2 separate regions of the Homo sapiens genome follow, and region 1 is linked to region 2. The links are chromatin contacts, found by Hi-C or POLR2A ChIA-PET in ENCODE. All regions are on one chromosome and are shown on one strand. Each heading gives the region's core, a stretch centred on a gene start or an enhancer-like site at or near the end of the contact. The rest is flanking DNA. Distances are from core to core; before and after follow the strand shown.

Evidence for each region. Hi-C counts contacts between places; a loop is a spot of excess contacts on that map. ChIA-PET counts read pairs that join two places held with the same protein, here RNA polymerase II (POLR2A). Pooled maps may share reads with other maps.
Region 1: a loop to region 2 is called in a map of Right ventricle myocardium inferior, with 2.8 times the contacts of the local background. The contact joins the promoter of LINC02773 here to the enhancer-like site in region 2. A Hi-C loop is called at or near these places in 1 of 168 maps with a recorded cell type or tissue (Right ventricle myocardium inferior), 10 of 37 single-sample maps with no recorded cell type and 13 of 50 pooled maps. POLR2A ChIA-PET finds 5 or more read pairs at or near these places in 7 of 52 experiments (AG04450, MCF 10A, SK-N-SH and 4 more).

The regions. Positions count from the first base shown.
Region 1 is chr1:212,662,168-212,668,665 of GRCh38, forward strand. LINC02773 (long intergenic non-protein coding RNA 2773) reads right to left here and starts at 3,478. Exons shown (of 4, transcript NR_183483.1): 1 at 3,152-3,478; 2 at 2,420-2,520. RefSeq lists silencers at 3,233-3,542, 5,098-5,317.
Region 2 is chr1:212,555,833-212,562,239 of GRCh38, forward strand. It overlaps LINC01740 (long intergenic non-protein coding RNA 1740), which reads left to right. Exons shown (of 3, transcript NR_125985.1): 3 at 11-234. Among named protein-coding and RNA genes, the nearest start is that of LINC01740, 13 kb to the left of the region's middle. RefSeq lists enhancers at 2,658-3,395, 2,775-2,904, 3,405-3,544 and a silencer at 2,965-3,234. Within about 2 kb of position 3,204, at least 38 of the 41 ENCODE cell types and tissues checked have a DNase peak (open chromatin) inside an H3K27ac peak, as active enhancers do.

The DNA.
Region 1 (6,498 bases), core at 2,228-4,727, 110 kb after region 2:
GTTCTGGCCAGGGCAATCAGGCAGGAGAAGGAAATAAAGGGTATTCAATGAGGAAAAGAGGAAGTCAAATTGTCCCTGTTTGCAGATGACATGATTGTATATCTGGAAAACCCTATTGTCTCAGCCCAAAATCTCCTTAATCTGATAGGCAACTTCAGCAACGTCTCAGGATACAAAATCAATGTGCAAAAATCACAAGCATTCTTATACACCAAAAACAGACAAACAGAGAGCCAAATCATGAGTGAATTCCCATTCACAACTGCTTCAAAGAGAATAAAATATCTAGGAATCCAACTTACAAGGGATGTGAAGGACCTCTTTAAGGAGAACTACAAACCACTCCTCAATGAAATAAAAAAGGATACAAACAAATGGAAGAACATTCCATGCTCATCAGTAGGAAGAATCAATATCATGAAAATGGCCATACTGCCCAAGGTAATTTATAGATTCAATGCCATCCCCATCAAGCTACCAATGACTTTCTTCACAGAATTGGAAAAAACTACTTTAAAGTTCATATGGAACCAAAAAAAAGCCCGCATTGCCAAGTCAATCCTAAGCCAAAAGAACAAAGCTGGAGACATCACGCTACCTGACTTCAAACTATACTACAAGGCTACAGTAACCAAAACAGCATGGTACTGGTACCAAAACAGAGATATAGATCAATGGAACAGAACAGAGCCCTCAGAAATAATGCTGCATATCTACAACCATCTGATCTTTGACAAACCTGACAAAAACAAGAAACGGGGAAACGATTCCCTATTTAACAAATGATGCTGGCAAAACTGGCTAGCCATATATAGAAAGCTGAAACTGGATCCCTTCCTTATACCTTATACAAAAATTAATTCAAGATGGATTAAAGACTTAAATGTTAGACCTAAAACCGTAAAAACCCTAGAAGAAAACCTAGGCAATACCATTCAGGACATAGGCGTGGGCAAAGACTTCATGTCTAAAACACCAAAAGCAATAGCAACAAAAGCCAAAATTGACAAATGGGATCTAATTAAACTAAAGAGCTTCTGCACAGCAAAAGAAACTACCATCAGAGTGAACAGGCAACCTACAGAATGGGAGAAAATTTTTGCAATCTACTCATCTGACAAAGGGCGAATATCCAGAATCTACAACGAACTCACACAAATTTACAAGAAAAAAACAACCCCATCAAAAAGTGGGTGAAGGATATGAATAGACACTTCTCAAAAGAAGACATTTATGCAGCCAACAGACACATGAAAAAATGCTCATCATCACTGGCCATCAGAGAAATGCAAATCAAAACCACAGTGAGATACCATCTCACACCAGTTAGAATGGCGATCATTAAAAAGTCAGGAAACAACAGGTGCTGGAGAGGATGTGGAGAAATAGGAACACTTACACTGTTGGTGGGACTGTAAACTAGTTCAACCATCGTGGAAGTCAGTGTGGCAATTCCTCAGGGATCTAGAACTAGAAATACCATTTGACCCAGCCATCCCATTACTGGGTATATACCCAAAGGATTATAAATCATGCTGCTATAAAGACACATGCACACGTATGTTTATTGCGGCACTATTCACAATAGCAAAGACTTGGAACCAACCCAAATGTCCAACAATAACAGAATGGATTAAGAAAATGTGGCACATATACACCATGGAATACTATGCAGCCATAAAAAAATGATGAGTTCATGTCCTTTGTAGGGACATGGATGAAGCTGGAAACCATCATTCTCAGCAAACTATCGCAAGGACAAAAAACCAAACACCGCATGTTCTCACTCATAGGTGGGAATTGAACAATGAGAACACGTGGACACAGGAAGGGGAACATCACACACTGGGGCCTATTGTGGGGTGGGGGGAGGGGGGAGGGATAGCATTTGGAGATATACCTAATGTTAAATGATGAGTTACTGGGTGCAACAAACCAACATGGCACATGTATACATATGTAACAAACCTGCACGTTGTGCACGTGTACCCTAAAACTTAAAGTATAATAAAAAAATTCATTGCAGATCTAGTATGTGCCAGATTAGTCCTTCTCAAAGCCTGGTTCCTGGACAGATTGCACCAACATCCCCCGAGATGCAAATTAGAAGTGCAAATAAATTATTGAGCCACACCACGGTCCTACAGCTTGAGAAACTTGAGGTGGGGCCCAGCAACTCATATTTTAATAAATCCTCAGGTGATGCTGATGCACACTAAAACCACCGTGCTAAGTGTTTTACATTAATAATCTCATTCAATTCCATACAAGCCTAAAGAGGTGGGAAGTATAATAATATCCCTGATTTACAGATGACAAACATGGGGTTTGGAGAGGTTAGTGGCCTGCTCCAGGTCCTCACCTGGTAAGGGAGCCCCAGGTCTGTGTAACCCACACCACTGCCCTCTCCCCTCACTACCTTGATGCCTCCCAGAAGTGAGATGCTTTTGTTCCAAGAGGGCTTCCTGTAGGCAGATGTGGGAGCAGGAGTCACTGGTGACACTGGAGCATTCTCCTGGGCTGATGGGTAGAATAGACAGCTATTTTTACTAGGTTTGCAAGACCAGCTGGATTGTTATCATCTATGAAACTAGGCAAACATCTAGCACTAGGACTGTCCCATTCTCGGGCTGGAGCTAAGAAGACATCGCTACTAGTTTGCAATATTCCCAGGGCACCTACCATCTGCTAAGCATGAGCTTCCGCAACATTGAGACCTGTTGTAACCACTGACAATGATGTCGCCTTCAAGGATGGATTAAGTTCCTACTACTTGAAGGCACTGTGCTAGAGGCTTTACAATATATTCTTCTCCTGGTGTTATTATGCCCTTTAACAGATAAAACCGTTGAGGCTCAGAGAGACGCGGGGACAACAGCTCTTACGCAACGGGGCAGGGTTCTGGCCTGCATACTCTAAGGATGATTTCTTCCATTATGCTATCGTTTGAGAAGACAGGAGGGAGTAGGGGAGAACGGTGGGGGCTCCCAGCAAAAGGACAAGACCCTCAGGGCCTGGGGTAGAACTGGAAGCCCACTCTTGACAATCAGTCCTTACCCAGGAGCACAGAGTCAGGGAAATCTGGTCCCAGCACCCATGCCCCCTTCCCCTCCTGGCTCCCTGACGCAGGAGAAAGCCCCCTGGGACTCACTGCGGGCCGGCGGGCACCTGTCACTGATGGGAAGAGCTCCTGTTTCCTTGCCTTGTGCCAAGAGGGCCCAAGGCAGACCTGCCAGCAGCCACGAGATGGCGCTGCGATCCAGGCGACTCCGGGCCCTGCAGCCACCCTCCCCGAGGCTGCCCCGCGGAGGACCCAAGCGGTCGTGGAGGACGCTCTCCCACTCCCCAGCTTCCCTCTTCCCTCCCTCCTCCTTCCTCGCCCCCTGGCCCTGCGAAGAGTGGAGGCCGCATCAGGGAGCCCTAGGCCCAAGGGCGGGCTAGGACTCCCCAGTGACTCCCAGGCAGCCCGGGGACAGCTGCTTCTCCCCTCCCCTGCCCTCCCTTCCTCTTTCCCTGGGCTCCTCCCCAGCCGGGCCAGCCAGTCCTGGGCCACTGCGCTCCCACAGCACAACTGAAGCAGGATCGCAACTCGCAGACTTAACGACTGCACAACTAAACATCAAAAATGAACTCTTCGTTAGAAGACATCCCTCTGCTTGAAAACGTAGCCGTCGAAGTTCCCTCTATGTGTCAAAAATAAGTTATGCGTAGGAGCCAGAGTCCCGTGCCTGGTGTCACCTCTCTTTCCCAAAATCCTCTCCCATCAAGAAAACCATGCATGTGCGTGGGTCCGCGCGCGCGCACTTGGAGAGGTAGAATTTTGAGTTGAAAATCTGAATCTACCATGAAAAATTGTGTGACACCAAGCAAGTGTTTTAAGACTCTTTGAGCCTCAATTTTCTCATCCATAAAGTGGAAATAATACCAGTAATCACTTCATGGGCTGTTGGAAAAATTAAATACATCTAAACCATTTACAGGTGCTTTAACACATAGTAAGTACTCAGTAAATATTATTTCTTTTCCTCTGACACTTATGGTGTGTGTCCATCATTTGGCATTCAATGCAGGCAGCCTTGCGTTTTTGGCTAATTTCTCCTATAGGACATCCCACCCCCAAGGGCCGTGTCTTGCATATCTGTATGTTCAGGAGCACCCAGCACAGACTCTCGCCTGGTGCATAGTAATTAGAGTGGGCCATAGTGACCACCAAAAACCACCGCCTCTGGCTTCAATTCTGCCTCCCTCCTGTCTTCTCTCAGGTGCTGGCTTCATGCACAACCCTGCTAGCGCAGCTACCTAGTGTCCTCTCCTCCACTTCTCTGCTTTGGGGCGGGTGGTGCCCAGCTTTCAGTGGTGAGACCTGTAGCCTTTTGCTCTCTGCTAGGCCAGGGAGCCCCTTCTGAGAGGGTAAGGGGGGCCAGGGTGGAAGGGGCATGGTTCTTGTTTTGTGTCCTGGAGAGAGTGTGCTCCATATAAAGCCTGCTTGAGCAGAGGAGAAGAAGCCGGCCCCGGCACCTTAGCCTTGACCCAGGTTCGTATGGTGTGGAGCCCTTGCTTCTGCTGTGATCGGGCCCAAAAGGTTAACAAGTCAGTTTGTAGAGGTCTGTGTCTGGGAGTTCTTTGGGGTTTTTATTTGTGTCTTTCCTGACTTTTCTATCTCTGAGAGTCAAGTCTTTCTTCCACATCTCTGTCTTGCACTGCAGTTCCCCAGTGCGCAATCATTCCATGTGTGTTGACGGACTGCAGGGCACATTGGCTCTGAAGGCTTTACCAAGCTGGCTCTCAGTCATATATATATTTTTTTAATTTTTGAGACAGGGTCTCACTCTGTTGCCCAGGCTGGAGTGCAGTGGCACAATCATGGCTCATAGCAGGCTCGAACTCTGGGGTTCAAGCGATCCTCCCACCTCAGTCTTCTGAGTAGTTGGGACTACAGGTGCCTGCCACCACACCTGGCTAATTTTTATTTTATATTTTAGAGATGGGGATCTCATCATGTTGCCTGGAGCTGATCTCAAACTCCTGTGCTCAATCAATCCTCCCTCCTAGGCCTCCCAAAGCGCTGGGATTGCAGGAGTGAGCCAACAAACCTGGCCTCAATCAGGTCTTTAACCGTCCAATTTATTCAATTCTGCCAGAGGGCCCCCTGCTGAAGCTGTTCACAGATTGCTCTGATATCATTAAAAAGCTAACCACATATGCAAATGAAGTGTTGGAGGTGTGAGGGTGGCTTGGGGTAGACAGTGCTTCTGGTTCATCTAGGAAGGCTTCCTGGTGGGGGAAGGGGAGGGGCTGAAGTTGTCATTGAAAAGGATGGAGTTTGATACAATGAGGGGGGTGGTGTGGTTTTAGGCCATAACCCTCCCTTTCCTGGGGCAGGTCCTCACATGAGTCATTCCAGAGTTCCCTTGCTGGTCAGTGGGAACATTCTAGTGTGTGACATCTCCCTGGCAACAAGCTGAGTTCCTGGAAAACAACAATCACAGAGAGACAGTCCACCACCTCTACCCTCTTAACTCTTCCTTAGAAATCCTACTGTCTGCAGCTGGGAATGAATGGAATGAAGGTCAAGGATGAAGTAATAACCAAATATTGGGTTTTGGGTGCCCTGGTAACTGTCCGGTTTCCAGTTAGGGTTCCTGGGTGACATCTTCCTTCTGGGGGAAGACAGAGTCAAATGAGAAACGTGAGTTGAGCCCAGGGGAAAGGATCATCCGGGAGATGCCTGAGGGGCTCCAGGGCATCGTAATCTCTTGCTCAGCTGGCAGAGTGGGGCTGACACGGCCAGCTGCTCTCTGGAGTCCTCGGCCTTCCTGTTTCCCCCTGAGGACTTTGAGTGGGGAATCTAAACCATATGTCTCTGATTCATTTACTGTGAACTCATCAAGTTGCTGTTTGGCAAGAGTCCTTGGATGTCTCGGAAGAGCTTTTGGTTTGGTTTCATTTGTTCTTTCTAGTGCTTTTCCTTTGAAATAGGAAGTTTATGTTTGCCAAAAATAAGTTGAAAAGCTAGATTTGATATTGGATCAGAGCATAAAAAGAAATCAAGAAGATATTATCCTTTGTGTTTCCCTATTTTTAACTTCGCAATGCAGGCAAGTCATAGCTGACATTTAATTCTGCGAATTGGGTGCTATCATTATCCCCATTTTACAAATGAGAAAACTAAAGCCTAGAGTGGTTAAGTAAATTGCCCAAGTCCACATAGCTAGTAAAGTGGCAGCTTTATATACGTGCACAGTAGCATCACCAAGGGCCTATCTTGCTTTTAGGGGCCTATGTAAATATTTTAATTTCTTTTAAAATCAGAAAAAATGAACTTGATGTTGAAAGAGAATTTAATGTATTTGTCTTTCTACCAACACAGTCATATAAAGTTTAACCCTTTCAGAAGCAGCACCATCTTGAGTACCAGGGAGAATGAGAGAGAGAATGGAAGGAGCAGTGGTTGGGTGTCCACTGTGCTCGGCGGGGCTGACCACTGTGTGAAAGTGG
Region 2 (6,407 bases), core at 1,954-4,453:
TTATTTTCAGGAATGGGATTGACTGCAAAGGAGCACAAGGGAACTTCCTGGGGTGATGGAAATGTTTTGTCTTGATTGTGGTAATGATTACATGACTATGTTTGTCAAAATTCCAGAACTTTATACCTAAAAGGGTGAATTTTACTGCATGTAAATTATACCTAAACACATGACTTTTTAAAAAGGCCTGAAATCTTAACTACTCAGCTAAAAATAAAATAAAATAAAATAAACAATTTAGGTGCAAAACAAGTTTTGTTTTTGGGACTGACAGAGGTCCAGTGATTGTATTTATTTATAAAGCTAATAATCCAATCCAATATATCAATATCAATACTTTTAAATAGGATATAAAAAGTTATGAGATTTTTTAAAATAAGGATTTAGACTGCAAAATATTATGACTACAATGTTCCTGAAGCAACACTATCTTAAAAAATATCTCAAACAGAAAATAACACTCTAATGCTCTCAATCATTGCAATAATTGAAACTTCCAGAATATTACCATAATGCTGCTTATATTACATACCCAAAGCCCTGTATTTAATAGTTAAAAACAAAGAATTATTTAATACCAGCTAGCTTCATTACTTGATAGATTAACTTGCTTGACAGATCAACATTACTTGATAGATTACTGGATAGATCAACTAGCTTCCTAAAACATAACTGTAGCTCAGCTTCTAAAAAAGGTGAAAGAAATTATTATATTCAACTGAACTAGATTTTAAAAATAAAGACTATCAAGAACATAGGAAGAGGTAATTAAATGACGGGTCCTCTCTACTAAGGTTTCAATAGAAGCAAATACATCCGAGAAACCATTTACAAAGAACTCACCCTCATAATTGCCTTAGAGACCAAAGTCACAATTTTAAGGCCAAGATCTTTAGAAATCAGATAGGTCAGTGTGACGGTTAATTCTGTGTCAAACTTGACTGGATTATGGGGTGCCCAGATATTTTGGTCAAACATTATTCTGGGGTTATCTTTGTAAGGGTGTTTTGGATGAGACTAACATTTAAATTGACAGACGAAAGCAGAGTGCCTTCTATAATGTAGGTGGGCTTTATCCAATCATTTAAAGGCCTGAATAGAATGAAAAGTTTGACCCTCCCCAAAGTGAGTGAATTCTTCCTACTTTTGAACTGTGACATGGGCTTTTTCCTGCCTTTGGACTTGGACTAGAACTACACCATCAGCTCTCCTAGGTCTCAAGCTTGCTTACTCACCTTGCAGATCTTGGGACTTGCCAGCCTCCATCACTGCATAAGTCAATTCCTTATAATAAATCATATATGTGCACACACAGGCATGCCTCAGAGATATTGCAGGTTTGGTTCAAGACCACTGCAGTAAAGTAAATATCACAGTAAAGGGATCCACACAAATTTGTTGGTTTCTCAGTGCATATATGTTATGTTTACACTACACTGTAGTCTTAAGTGTGCAACAGCATTATGACTTTAAAAAAAGTACACACCTTCATTTAAACATATTTTCTTGCTAAAAAAATGCTGACAGACATAAAGTGAGCACATGCTGTTGGAAAAAACGGTACCAACGGTACCAATTTGTAAATAACACATTATCTGCAAAGTGCAATAAAGTGAGACACAATAAAATGAGGTATGCCTGTATATCCTATTGGTACTGTTTCTCTGGAGAATCCTAATACAACCTGCTTTCAAATCAATTTAAGACCCTCCCCCCATAAGCATTACATTGAGGAAAATGTGGTTGCAACTTTGTCCTACAAATTAGGACAAAGAGACCTTTGTTGCCATATAACAATATTAAAAAACCAGTATGCCTACCTCTGGATGTATTTGCTACAAATACCAGTATTAGATTGTAATTGCCAATCCTTTAAAACCAGTTTTAAGATGGATATAAAGCCCTAAAAATCTTGCAGCTTCCACATGCACATCTGAAAAACTTCCAATTTACAAAGGACATTGTGGTATTTTTGGAAAACAAAGGAAAATGACACATACTAATTTCTGTCATTTATTCACGTCATAATCCCCAAAGCTACCTTTATTCCACGACTCTTTCCACCATTTTCCTACAGTCAGCTTTTTTTAAGGCTATAGCCTTTAAAAACTTGAAACAGAAAATTTTAAGGATGCAACCATTAGAAAATGTTCCCATACTACCATTTAACATTCCCCATTTATCATTATGTTTACTATCGTGTAATTTCCAACATAATATTATGAGGTCAAAGGCTCTACGAACGCCGTTTTACAATCTACCTAGGGAGGCAATGGCTGTGAAACACACCACACCAATGACAGGAATGCGGGTCACTGTGACACAACGGATCCCTCTGCAAAGTCAAAGCTAAGAGTTCACTTTACGCTGACGGAGCTTCTTTCCAGGACCCCCACCCCCACCCAAGGACAGGAGAGTGTCGATTTCCCAAGGTGTCTGGCACTGCTTCTTGAAAACGCAGCTCTCATCTGGTTCCTGGAAGGTCATACTGGTTCGCGCAGGGCTCGGGACGGGGCGCTTGGCTTCTGAGGCACCCGCGCTGGCTCCTCACCCGGTGACCTTCAGGCCTCTGCGCTTGGCCTGACCCTAGAAGGGCCACCGCCCTTCACAGCGGGCGGGCACCGTCCCTCCCACGGCCCCGCCGACTGCTGACGCGGTGGCCCCAAGGGTCCAGGCCCGCACTTGCCCCACTCCCGCGGCGCCGTCCCCCATAGTCGGTCCCCGAGGGCCGCGCCCAGCTCCTGCTCGGATTTCAGCCCGCACCGCACCCCAGCCGCCAGGGAACCTTCCAGAACCCTGCCCCTCTGGCTTTCTCCCGAAAGCCCAGGGTCGCCGTCCAGGAAGAAACTTCGATTCATTTATTGAGCGCCGACTGTGTCCAAGGCCGAGGGAGGGGCGGGGTTTCCACGCGGGGAGACCCCCTAGGTTCTCGCCTCGGTAAGCGCCCGCGTTCCAGCACCTCGAGTCGCCCGCGGGCCCCCACCCCTCGGGCCGGGCCCGGTCCTCGAGGAAAACCCACGGCGGGGCAGGAAGGAACGAGGAGAGCCACGCTCCTTGCCCGCCTCGTCCCCTCCACTCCCCTTCACCTCACGGGACCCCAGGGAAGCCGCCGGAGCTAAAATTAGCAACCCGCGCAGCGCGCGCTCACGTGCGCGCGGCCCGGCGGGGGCGGGGAGCAAGGGGCGCGGTCCGGGTGAGTCACCGGCCCCGCCCCACTCGCCAAGAACGCGCTGACGTCAGCCGCTTCCCCGAAGGGTGACGTAAGCGCGCCACGGGGAGGCCGAGGCAGCTGATAGAATGTTCTGAGTTTCGATGCCTTAAAGGGACCAGGCCTGGGATCGTGAAACATCTGGGGAAACGACTCCACTCACTCACCTGCAGACTGAGAGCCCATCTTGTACCGTGTTATACTTTAAGAGAGTTGACTGTTGAGATGATGATGAAAACGGAAGAACAACTGAGCCTAGTTGGAGGCTCTTTGAAGTCCCAGAACCTCCTCCTGGAAGCCCTCTTTGGTTAACCAGATGGACATCTCAGTTGCCCTCTGAGCCTGAACCAAGTGTCAGGAAGAGTTTTCTATGGCCCTTGACTCCTTAACTCTTTGCTTATAGCGTCTCTGCTCTCTGATGCCTCTGCTGTCAGAGAAAGGCTGTGGTTTAAATATTTATTTATGAATCCATCAGCTTGGGCCAACTAGGTCCATTTATCACCGTTTTGACTGTGTCTAAACTGTCATTAGTGGTGTGACTAGAAACCAGTTAATTTCGCTGGGTGGTAAATTCGTGGACTGATCTCCAAACCCTCCTACTGTGCTAATGTTGCCAATGGAAGTTTCCAGAGGCCAGGATCCCTGGCCAACACGTGATCGTAAACAACATCAGGGCCTCACAGGGAACTCACAATTTACTGAGGTTTGCTCTGTGCCAGGTGTTTTCATGATCCTCCATCCCCTTGTCGTTTAGTCCTCTTCTCTGAGTCCTCCCCATTTTACTGATGAGGACGGAAATCGAGGCACACGATTAAGCGTTTCCCTGGGTCACACAGCTAATGAATGGCGAGCTGGAAGTCAGTCCCAGGTCATCAGACTCCGAAGTCCATGGTTTTGGTGATGAAGGTGGGCTGTGAAATGTGTGTCTTATTCTATGCATGTGAGTCCGCTGGAACCAACTTTTCCACTTGGAACACAATCTCAGTGCCTTTCAGCAGGTAACCGGCGCCAGACCAGATCTCCAGAGATGGAGGTGGTCGGCCTCAGGGCCCAGCCATGAGAAGGTGTATGAGGAGGCATCGCATCAGGCGCCCACCCTGTGCTTGCAGGGCCTGACCATGAGCGCCGCCTTCAGTTTTACACCTTAGGCACCCCACTTGGCTCCCCTTCGTCCCAGCCCTGCCAGACCCACCCTTGACTCTGTGTTTCCTTTCTGGAAACTCGAGAGGCCATTTCTACTTAAAGAGTCCTCACCTGGCCTACCAGCGACCAGATCTGCCCAAGTGCAGAAGAAACACTTGGTTATCTCCTCTTTCATCGTCCCCGCTCGAGCATAAAACAACAGAAAGTTTCCTATCGGAACAGCATGCTTGTGCCAAAAACAAATTAGAAACAACAACAACTTCTCAAAATTTTGAGCAAAATGATGGTGACCGTGTTCTGGAAATGGAGCAAAGTGAGTGAGCCACTGTCACTGTTACATCTGACAATCACTACTGGTACTTGGCTAAATATTGCAGCCACCTCTTCAGGCTACACATGTCAGGTGTACCAGAAGCACCTTCCGCCTCCAGCTCACTTCTGGGAGATATTTAGAGCTGACTCCTCTCCCCTCCCCAGTCTCCAGCCACCAGCAAGCTCTCTCCTTGGTGTCCCCAGCTCCTGCCCCTCATGCTGATAGAAGCATTGCCCGCTGTTCTTCCTGTTCTTACAGGTTTCCTAGTGCCTGTGACCAAACACCTTGTGTGTGCTCCCCAGGAGAGAAAACCGCTAGCAGCCTCAGGTATTGTTGGGGGTGGGGAGGATGGGGGTTCTGTGGGGACAGGAACTTCTTCCTCTGTATTGGGGGTGGACACACACACGGAAACTTAGAGCGGTGTACTACCTCCAGGCCAACCAGGCAAGTCCCTGTTTTATAACTAAGGTCTAGGTGAGGTGGCCTGCCCGGGGTCCCATGGCCTGTTAGGGGTAGAGATTTCTAGTCACTTGACTTCCAGCCTGCTTCTTTTCCATGGATCACACACACACTACTGTTACAAGACACAGGTAGGACAAAGGGCATGAACATGCATGGCAAAATGAACATGCACGGCAAATGGGAACATGTCATATATACAATGGAAGGGAAGACAAATGACATGAAGTAAATATAGACATGAAATCATAGGGAAGAATTGGAGATCACGATTTCTGATGACCACCAGCTATTCCCACTTCCTCTTTGCTTCTCCCTCCCACCTTGTTTGAAGACAGGTGAGGAGTTGTTCCTCCTCAGACCCAGGAATCATTTCCCAGTGGAATGACACGGTGAAGTGGATCGCCATTTTTAAACCTTCAATAATAAAGATCTTGTGTGTCATTTCAGTTTTAATTTTTTATCGTCCAGTCTTTACTCTCCATCATTTCTTTATCCCAGAAGCCCCATTAAATGTCATTAAGAGCCATAAATGTAACTGGCCACTAATGTGGAAGGATTGTGATCTCCGGCAAACAGCCCCGGCAAGCAAAAGAACAGGAATCCTGGGTCAGTTTCCAACTGTGCCTGTGACTCACTGTGTGACACAAAGCAAAGCTCCACTTTTGCGGAGGGAGAGCTGTGGGGCAGCGAGACACACATAGCCTGGGCCCTGACAGAGGTGGAGGGGTTTCCCTGCATGCAGGAAGCTCAGGGGTCCCTGTTGGAATCCAGTTCCATAGTAACTCCTTAGTAATGGCCATGAGCTGTGCCTCCAATGGAGACACTACCATGGCTTGGACTGGATTGTGGCACTTGCCCTTCGTGACATCATTCTCATAGGTTAGGAATGCACCCTGATTATTTCTAACTCCACTTTAATAACTTGTTCTGGATCTGCCCTCCAGGAATTTATTTGAAACTTTCTTTATTCTATTTATATTTCAGCCTGTACAGCCTTTTCAGGCAACAAGTAGATTTACCATTTATGTAAAAACACTTAATTCTAAAACACAGGAAGTGCTGCATAATGGTTTGTTATAATAATCACAATAATTTGATATCTATATTGTTATACATAACAAATATTATATTATAGTTTGATGATAATTATTCATGCAGATGGCCTCACAGGCTTCATATTTTCAGTCACTCACTATCTTTGTGTTTATCCCCTCACCCACCTCTCCCCAACCCCAATCAAAAAGTATCTCTTGGCTGGGTACAGTGGCTCATGCCTTTAAT